Linked DNA regions of Homo sapiens: region 1 is linked to region 2. Evidence: chromatin loops called from intact Hi-C (ENCODE). Cell type or tissue: mammary epithelial cell. All regions are shown on one strand. Region 1 overlaps PTPN21 (protein tyrosine phosphatase non-receptor type 21). Region 2 overlaps PTPN21 (protein tyrosine phosphatase non-receptor type 21).

Evidence for each region. A loop is a pair of places that touch in the nucleus more often than their neighbours do. Peaks named below come from ENCODE experiments on the same cell type or tissue, not always from the same donor. Only the 100,000 strongest peaks of a DNase experiment are listed, where the experiment ranks them.
Region 1: it touches region 2 in a loop (6-fold over the local background); 91 of 110 quality-filtered maps call a loop at or near these places.

Annotation. Positions count from the first base shown.
Region 1 is chr14:88,490,309-88,495,308 of GRCh38, reverse strand. All of the region lies in intron 10 of PTPN21 (protein tyrosine phosphatase non-receptor type 21), which reads left to right. Among named protein-coding and RNA genes, the nearest start is that of PTPN21, 62 kb to the left of the region's middle. RefSeq lists an enhancer at 2,677-2,866. In mammary epithelial cell, a CTCF peak has its summit at 2,921 (motif pointing left); no DNase peak of the experiment used is centred here.
Region 2 is chr14:88,549,348-88,554,347 of GRCh38, reverse strand. It overlaps PTPN21 (protein tyrosine phosphatase non-receptor type 21), which reads left to right. Exons shown (of 19, transcript NM_007039.4): 2 at 3,729-4,110. The coding sequence starts at 3,931. Among named protein-coding and RNA genes, the nearest start is that of PTPN21, 3.2 kb to the left of the region's middle. RefSeq lists an enhancer at 4,220-5,000. In mammary epithelial cell, a CTCF peak has its summit at 2,771; a DNase peak (open chromatin) is centred at 2,797; H3K4me3 peaks cover 2,356 bases; H3K27ac peaks cover 1,938 bases.

The DNA of each region.
Region 1 (5,000 bases), 59 kb after region 2:
AAGTTGTGGTGAATATATACTACTGCCTGTATATTCTGAAGGTAGAGCTGGCAGAACTTGCTGATGAATTGGATGTGGTATGAAACCTGACCATTTTTACCACTCGTGTTAACAGCTTAGTGCTGGCTGCCACTACTTCTCATCAGAATACTGAGGTAGCCTTCTGACTTTCCTGTTTCTGTGCCTTCGCTGCCTGTAGCTTATTTTCCATATGTCAGCCAGAATGATCTTAGTTTAACCTGAATCAGATCCTGACACTGACACTCTTCTTTTTTTTTTTTTTTTTTTTTTTTTTGGAGACAGAGTCTCGCTCTGTCACCCAGGCTGGAGTGCAGTGGCACGATCTTGGCTCACTGCAACCTCCGCCTCCCGGGTTCAAGTGATTCTCCTGCCTCAGCCTCTTGAGTAGCTGGGACTACAGGCACATGCCACCACGCCCAGCTAATTTTTTGTATTTTTAGTAGAGATGGGGTTTCACCATGTTGGCCAGGATGGTCTTGATCTCCTGACCTCGTGATCCACCTGCCTCAGCCTCCCAAAGTGCTGGGATTACAGGTGTGAGCCACCGCACCCTGCCCAGATCCTTTCACTCTTCTTAACCCTCCTTTGGCATTCCACTTCTTTTTTTAAGTAATTTTTTTAGTTTGTTTTTGAGACAGCTCTGTCACCCAGGCTGAGTACAGTGGCATGATCATGGCTCACAGCAGCCTCTCAACCTCCCTGGGCTCAGGTGATCCTCCCACCTCAGCCTCCTGAGTAGCTGGTACCACAGGTGTGTACCTGGTTAATTTTTTGGTGTTTTTTATAGAGGCAGGATCTCCTTATGTTACCCACACCGGTCTCAAACTTCTGGACTTTAGGAATCCTCCTGCCCCGGCCTCTCAAAGGGCTGGACAGGTGTGAGCCACCAGGCCTGGCCCCATTTTACTTCTAATAAAAGTACGAGGCCATACACAGTGTGGTCCTTGCCTGGTTTCAACCTTATGTCTTTTATCCTCCTCCCTGCTTGCTCTGTTCCAGCCACAGTGGTATCCTGGCTAGGCTGCAGATGTGCCTCACCCTAGGGGATGCTGTCCTTGCTCTTTTCCCAGGTCTCCACCTGCCTTGCTCCCTCATTGCAGCCTGCTGTCTGGTCAGATATGACCCTCTTCAGAGGCTGTCCCTGATTGTCCTATGGTACCCCCCTTCCACTATGATCTGTCTCTTTACCCTCTAACTTTGTTTTGTTCTTTATAGCACTTAGCACCATGTGAATTTCTATATTTGTTTGTTTGTTTGTTTGCCTGTATCCCCTGCCAGCAGGTTAGCTCTAGAGCAGTGCTTGAGGACAGACACTCTTCCCTGCCTTCAGTGCTATATTCCCCATGCCAAGCAAGGGCCTGGCTCACTGTCGGCCTTAATGAATTTGTTCAGCTAATCTATAGATACAGGTGTTAAGAGCTCTGATTCAAGATGTCTTGGTGCTGTAAGATCCCTTAGGAAAATGGTACGTCACCCAGAACTGCCAAGATAGGAAAGGCTACCCAGCCAAGTGACATCTAAGCTGAGACCCGAAATGTTGCACTCAATTCCCACAACCTTTCTTTAAGCTGTCCTCTTGTCCCTGGTCCATGTCTGGAGGCACCTCCTGGAGCTCCCTCCCACTTGGCCCCCCACGCCCTATCTCATCTGTATGCAGTCAGTCTTCTGGATAGATAAGCAAAATATGTAGCACTGCTCTTGAAGTTACATGTCAGGAACAAATCTGAGCATGTGCCTCTCACCCGCCCCGTCCTGGGTACAGGATTAAGGGCAGACTCCTGAGGTCCTTCTCTGGACTTAGCTGCCCCAGCCCAGTTGGCCTTGGAGTCTGACTCCAGGAAGGCATCTTTCCTTATCATGTGAATGCCCCCAGCCCAGGCCTTTGCTAAAATGCCCTTCCTTCCCTTCTCTGACAGACTCTTAGTCATTCTTCAAGATTGAGTTTAAAATACAGCCCCCATAGACACCACCAAACATTCAGTTTGCTTAGTCCTTGACACCACTCTGAAAGTTGTTTTTTCTACCTCTTTTATAACAATGACCTGAATAATTCATAACAATAATTTAGTAAATGCTTGCTCTGTGTCAAGCATTATACTGAGAGCTTTTATTTTCTTTAATCCTTACAGTAACCCTGTTGGGCACAATTATTACTATCCCATTATTGATGAAGGTATGGAGACTTACAGAAGTGAAATGTCTTGCCCTGCCACACAACTAGTAAGTGGAGCAGCAAGACTCGAGCCTGTGCTCTTAGCCGCTGTGCTAGCCTGTTAGAGTAGTTCCTGCCTGCTTTTTTCATATTGACAGATATCAACTGACAGATCATTTTCATTTGATCTGTCTCTCTTGTTTGATGAAGCTCCATGAGGGCAGGGTCTCCTCTTCCTCATCTTCGTGTCCCCTGTCTGGCAAGGTGCCCGGTGCATAAGGGCTTAGTGAACAATGGGAGCCGGAGTGTGGCAGTGATGGGAGTCACAGGGGAGAAGAGCACTTTTGCTCCTTTGTCTCTTCCTTTTATTACAGATTGTAAATGAGGCATGGGGTGGAGGCAAAGTCTAACAAGGGCATTTTGTCCCTTAGCACCAGGAAGGAAGGAGAAAGGCTGTGGAAGTGCCTTCTGTCTTGCAGGGTGTGAGAGAAACTCTGGGCAGGAGCAGCAGTGTAAAGATAACATGCGGGGATGCCCACCCGGACGGGGAGCTGGCCAGTGGTTTGCATGTATGGCCCAGTCCCTGTCTCTTCTCTGCCTTCCCCTGCACCATGTTTGCATCCGAGTCCCCATCGCTGGTCTGGTGATGGGATTTTCGTAAGCACTGACAGGGAGGAGGAACCTGCTTTCTTTGTAAATATGGGAAGCGGTTTCTGCTAGGGGCCTGGGTGTATTTGCATATGAAAGTGTTCCCCCTGGTGGTGATATTCAGTAGTGCTACTTGCCTTTGGGGTTCCCTGGGGCTGGCCTGGTTATCCAGCCATATGTGGCATGATTTCTATGCAGAAGTAAGTTCTAAGATTCAAGCAGTAGATAATGCAGTCTGTTGGACCACAGCATTTTCATTTTAAAGACTTTAATAAGTTAAGAGTGTTCATAATATTGAGCCATTATTACCTCAGTTTGTTTCTTCTCTGGAAAATAGTGGAGAGTCTACATTTTGAATAAACCATAAAACATAATCCCTTTCCATGAGGCATCCATATTGGTTGGTGGTTAGTGCCTGTTTTTTGTTTGTTTGTTTGTTTTGTTTTGTGTTTTTTTTTTTGCAAATTAACAACTTGTAATAAGTAAAAGAGGGAAGAGGGAAAAGCAACAAATGATTGATTATGGTGAATGAGTCTTAGAAATTCAGCTCTAGTTTTTGGAATATTGCTATTTATTGGCAAGTGTGAACAAAACTACATTAATGTCATCAGTTGCATATGCTATACCTAAATAAGGAACACCTGAATCTTTTTAAAATGGAATAGTTATGTTTAAAGGGCTGTTTTCCAAAGTTTGCTTTCAATCTCTATATATCCAATAGATTGTGGCAGTCGATTTCCATGAGCTATTCCTATGTAATTACTTATGATTCATTCTGTAGGGAACTAATATATTTCATTGTGAGCGTTTGTTTCCCACATAAAGTAAATGAAGCTTTTAATATTAGCTTTTAAAATTTTGCTTGATAATAAAATGAAAAGAACTTTAATTGTTATGGCCATGTTTTAAAGGCTCTCAATATAGACTGTTTAGTCATGTTCCAATATTATGATTCTGAAGTATTGGTAGACTTGTTGTCATGGGCCAGATGGGTAAACTAAAGCGTGATAGGCATTTAACAAAACTGCCCCTGGCCTGGAACTGGACGGTGGCTTCTGGACATCTGCTTTGGGCTGGGGTGACTGGTGGCCCAGGAGATAGACTCGACTTGCACAGAAAGGGGAACTGTAATCCCAGGGTGTCCCCTTTACCCCCAGTCCTGATCTATTGTAGTTTATTGCTGCTTGGGATGGCCTTATGTGACTCATCTAATCTTGACCCAGATAACTATATTTTAGTATTTATACAATGGCATAATCCAACAGCCTTCTCCCTCCACCCCCTAACAAAGTGCATTAGATAACAGAATGATCGTTATCCAAACCTTAAAAATGTTAGATGGATAACAATCTGTCTTTTAAAATTATAAAGTGAGGATATTGAGACTTTTATACTTAATATTCCTTTATGGTTGAATTGGGAATTAAATGACATAATAATGTCAACCTGTTAGATCAGAAATCTGCTTCAAACCCACTGTCTCTCACTCTAAGCCCCAGAACTGGTCATGCTGTAAGCACCCTCCCTGATTTATATAAGGAAAATGCCGAGAGAGTTGGGGAGTCATGAGAGGCCCCTTGGTGTAGGTGGCTCCCCTGCTCTTTTCTGTGAGGAAAAGGGAGGATGGTATCCTTCAACCTGCAAAGCCAAGTGATAGAGGGTTCAAGAGACTTTCTCCAGAAGGGAAACTTGTATTTCAGACTGCAGCAGGCCACTCGCTGAGCGCAGTGAGATGGCTGGTGAGTGCTCCCTGCAGCTCAGGGGTGTTGGTGAACATAGCAGCCGGTGTCCACCTTGGTTCCGGAGACTTTTGTAATCAGGAGACTGACTAGAGTAGGCCCTGCCTGGAAAGGGAAAGAGTTTACCCATCTTCTTGGCCTACTGCAGGGCTTGAAGAGACTATAGGAAGTCTGGAAGAAGATGGAGCAGCCCCTATCCCATTCCAGTCCCCTGAGCCCCAGAAGTGTAGAGAGGACCCAGTAGTTCCCATGGATCCATGTGAAGGAGCAGGGCAGGAAGAGGTGGGAGGGGAGAGGAGGAGCAGCCACAAGGCCAAACAGTGGGACCTCTGGGTATGGGGACATGGACCCCTGGTGGAGCCGAGGAGAGGCAGCGGCTTTTTCTGAGTAGGTTCTTATATGGATAAAGGTCAGTGTCACCCTGGAAAACCACACATGTC
Region 2 (5,000 bases):
AATATATAAACGTGAAATTCGCCAGATAACTTTGGCGAGAAGGGGCGCAGGGAAGGACTGTTTGGTAACGCCTGGGTTTGTTTTTGGAGTAGAGTATTTACTCTGGAAACAAGAATTCTTGGATCTGCAAATTCCGACTTGTGATTTCTGCAAATCCTGATTAGATTGGCCGCTCTTGGCATGCTCGTCCTATTTTCTTTTTTGCTGAGAAAGCCTTATACTAATAGCGTATGCTCACAAACACATTCAGAACATTCGTGTGCTCCAAGTGACAACTGCTGTATGCCTAATAGTTGCTGACAGTTTATTTATTTTTTTAAGTTTGGGACACGACAGTAATTTTACTCTGAATATAGTCCGTTTCGTTTCTAGGGCATTTTATTCTGGAGCATCTACGCACAGATGTTTTCTCCGTGAGAAACATGGGTTTAATGCTATAGCTATAGATATTACTCTAAAAATGTCACATACTCTCTCCTTTTAGTGCTTATTTTATTTTAAAGCAACTTTGGCAAAATTACATGTGGTAAGGACCTTAATAGGAAAGGGGAAACGCTGTAAGATTGAGAGGTAAAGTGTATTTGAGGAACTTTTGGAAAGGGTTGTAGAGAGGGAAAATTAAAATGAATTCACAAATAGTTCAGACTGCCTTTTGTAAACTTGTACTGAAGCAGAATCTAGTATGTATCTGTTTACTTACCACAAAACGGAAAGATTTTGTAGAGAAAAAATTATATCCTAGTTTTCCTTTAATAGCTATTTATAAATTATGTTTACTTTAGTAAATTATAATTCCAGACCCAATCACTTTCATATTATTGCATATTATTTTATACCTGAAACAGACCTCCCCAAAGAACTCTTAAATTTCTACTCATCTTGGTTTTATTATCTTCAGACATTCATAATTGTATTACACCATTTGGCAACAAATACTGCATATTACTGAAAATTAAGATGTATAAATCATTGATAAATTTGTAAATTATTAAACAAAATCATTGTTTTAACATAGTGGGTTTTATATAAATAAGCAAAAAGCAAGCCATTCTTATGGATAGATCTTGGGGGGATGCACCATGTACACACACACTGCAACTTTTTCAATTTCATCTACCAAAATAAGAGATAATTTTGACTTTTCCTTTATCCCTGATGCAGTAATACATTTCAAGTCTGAGGGACAATTGAAAGTTTTACTGAGTTTGCTTAATCAGAGCTTAAGTTAATAATTAAGTTATACAGTGTAGTATCTATTGCTTTCAAGGCATAGTTCTATGTAGTGAAAAGACTACCATATTTGAATGGCACCTAATACAAATATTTATCTTTCCTCTACACATATGCAATATCTTGTCTGTTCATCTACACTACTTAATCCGCCCGGTTTCCAGTTACCATAATTTTTATGTAAAATTGAAACCCACCATCTGATCTCATGAAAGGGTGTTTAGTATGCATATTTATAATCCTTAAATATTTACTCTTGGTTTATCAATTTTCTAGTTAAAAGCTTATTATTTAAAGTTGTCATTTGCTAATTTTTTTCCATCTTGCTTTACTTATTTAGTTTATACCCCTGAAACAGCAAAGAGCATTGAAAACTACTGGAAGTGGAAACCATATCTTTTAATACTTATTTTCTGTTTCCCTCCATAGTATGGTGCTTTTACCTACAGAAGGCACTCAGCAAATGCGGTTAATTAACACAGTGCTTTAGGTAGTTGCAGCGTTGTTTTTTTCTTCTGGCCTTCCCCTATCCCTTGTTTTTAATATTTTGATTTTCCTGGCTATGGGAAATAACCAGAGCTCAAAACAAACAAAAAAACTAGCCAGATAAAACCGTGGTTGGGTCCTTATTAGAGATACAGCTCTGTATGTAATTATAGCATGGTTGTAATCTCTTTAAAGACAGCGACGGTTTAGGGATTCGTCTTAGATTTCTCACGATGCTCATTACGCTGTCTTGTTCCCAGAGACGCAATACACATTTGTGGAATGGAATTTCAAAATGTTAAGTTTGGCAAAGCCGAGGGTAGTAGCGGAACCCTTTTCTCCAGGTCTGCCATTCCCTAACCCTAAGTGCCCCATCACCTCTGGGCCTGAGACGCAGTCAGGAGAGCAGGACCCAGGAGAGGACTGGGACTGTGGAATTTGGGATCGATTCCCAGCTCAGCCCGTCCTAGCGTGAAACTGCGAAAGCCGCTTCTCTTCCTGAAGCCTGGGTTCTGTCTGCCAGATGAGAGGGTCGGGAATAGATCTTGCCTCTCCGCGCGGTCCCGGGCCGGAACTCAGCGTAGCCAGCTATGGCTGGGTCTCGCTAAGCGATTCATCCCCAACAGGCAATCTCTGCGCAGAAGGAAGGTAGGGAACCGTCTCAGGACCCTGGAAATGTCCGGGATTTTGTAGACTCGTTTAGGGGGAAAAAACTAATCCAGCTGATATAAAAATCCCCAGCTAGTGCTCGCCCCAGAAACCATCAACAGGTCTGGTTAAAAACTGTTAGAGCCCGGCTTGGTGGCGCGCACCTGTGGTCCCAGCTACTCGGGAGGTTGAGGCGGGAGGATCGCTTGAGCCCAGGTGTTCGAGGCTGCGGTGAGCTACGATGGCGCCACTGCACTCCAGCCTGGGTGGCATAGCGAGACTTCGCTCTATAAAACACGTTGTAAGGAGCGTATTTTGAGGTCCTGTGGCTCCAAAGCGGGCATCCTATGGGGCCCGCCCAACCTCTCCACCGCCAGTAGGGCACGCGCTGGTCCCTTTAAATGTTCCCTTCGGGAGCCGAGGGACCGGTCCTTTTAGAGCGCGTCCGTCCAGAAACGCGGCTGCAGAAAGAGGGTTCCGGGGCCTCCGAGTCTACTGGTTGGCCTGGCAACGCCGCGTGCTCTTCCCAAGGGGAGGACGCGGGAGAAGCCGGGGCCTGAGTGCTCCAAGGCCCCGTGGGCTTCTTGGGTTTGTTGCCTCCGGCCGCTCATTAACTCAGGATGGCGTGGAAGACCTCGCCCGCCTCCCCTTCTGGGCCGCGGCTCCGCTTAGGTGAAGGCCTGTTTGGGCGTCCCCACCCTGGAGAGGGGCCGGGGTCTGGATTTTCAGAACTGCCACTCTTCTAGTGGTAAATGGATAACGAGCATTTGTAGGGTCTTTTATGATGTTTATCAGTAAATCAATTTGATGACGTAAATACTTCCACAAGCGCTTGTTAGGCACCTCACCGGGTTTGAATCACACACCTGCCTTTCTTAGTGGGGATTATTCCTCCCATTTGCCTTCAGGGTTAATTTTCTAAAGGGATTGGGACTGAAACCTAGCTCTTTTGGGGCCATTTGGCACTTTTCTCACTTAAGGACTAAAGAACTCTGACATTTGGAGTATTACAACCTGAAAGAGTTACCTATGAAAAAACAACACCTTATCCAAAATAGGAAGAGGATCACAATTACTAACTACAAAATTTGGGATTATAGTAGTGCTGGCTATTATCTCATTTAATCCTGAGGATGGCCCAGTTTGCTATCCCTATTTGTAGGATACAGTGAAGGGTGGAGTCTGACCCTGAGCCTAGCACAACTCTGAGATAAAATTCCACCCTGCCTTCCGGGTCCTGTTAGTGCCTTTTTTCCAGTGGAGAGGGACGGCTTGTTCTTTGGCCACAGCTTGACTGGCTTTTCTTTATACAAGCAAAGCCCAGCGTTACGTTTGCTTAACTAACGGCGTTCCTCTTTCCCCAGCGCTGGCGTCAATGCTCCCTTCCTCGGGCCATTGGAGACTCCGTTGCTTTTTAATGGCGGCAGCGGCTGCTGGGTGAGCAGCTGGAGGCCGGACAGTGTTCGTCCCATCCGGAGAGGATCGCTTTCTCCTGGCGTCACCAGCGCTGGGTTGGTGGGGGTAGCTTTTCCCTCTTTGCTCCTCCATTCTTGAAGAAAGAAGAAGATGCCACTGCCATTTGGGTTGAAACTGAAACGCACCCGGCGCTACACGGTGTCCAGCAAGAGTTGCCTGGTTGCCCGGATCCAACTGCTTAATAACGAGTTTGTGGAGTTCACCCTGTCCGTGGAGAGCACTGGCCAGGAAAGCCTCGAGGCCGTGGCCCAGAGGCTGGAGCTGCGGGAGGTAAGCCACCTAAAGACACTGCAGGCCAGGCGCGGGTGGCTCAAGCCTGTAATCCCAGCACTTTGAGAGGCCGAGGCTGGTGGATCACCTGAGGTCAGGAGTTCGAGCCTAGCCTGGCCAACATGGTGAAACCCTGTCTCTACTAAAAATACAAGGCCGGGCGCAGTGGCTCACACCTGTAATCCCAGCACTTTGGGAGGCCGAGGCGGGCGAATCACAAGGTCAGGAGTTCGAGACCAGCCTGGCCAATATGGTGAAACCCCATGTCTACTAAAAATACAAAAATTAGCCGGACGTGGTGGTGGGCGCCTGTAGGGTGTGGTGGCGGGCACCTGTCATCCTACCTACTCGGGAGGCTGAGACAGGAGAATCGCTTGAATGTGGGAGGCAGAGGCTGCAGTGAGCCGAGATCGCTCCACTGCACTCCAGCCTGGGCTACAGAGCGAGACACCTGCTCAAAAAAAAAAAAAAATTGGCTGGGCGTGGTGGTGGGTGCCTGTAATCGCAGCTACTGGGGAGGCTGAGGCAGGAGAATCACTTGTACCCAGGAGGTGGAGGTTGCAGTGAGCTGAGATCACAGCACTGCACTCCAGCCTGGGCAACAAACTCTGTCTCAAAAAAAATTAAAAATAAATAAAAAAAACACGACAGGCTTCTCTGGCCCGCATGCTGGCTGTGTGTTCTAGCCCACGGGCCACTCACTGTGTGTCCCTGGCTGGGATGTCTGAGTTGAGCCTGTAGTCCCCTCCTCATGAAGCAGGAATAGATTAGATTAAGAAGTCTCCCCTTGGGGTGCCCTATAAGAACTAATGGTTCTTATTTTGAATATGTTTATATTCCCCCTCTAAGGTAATCCAGAATCAAATGTGAATACACTTTGGGTTGTTCAA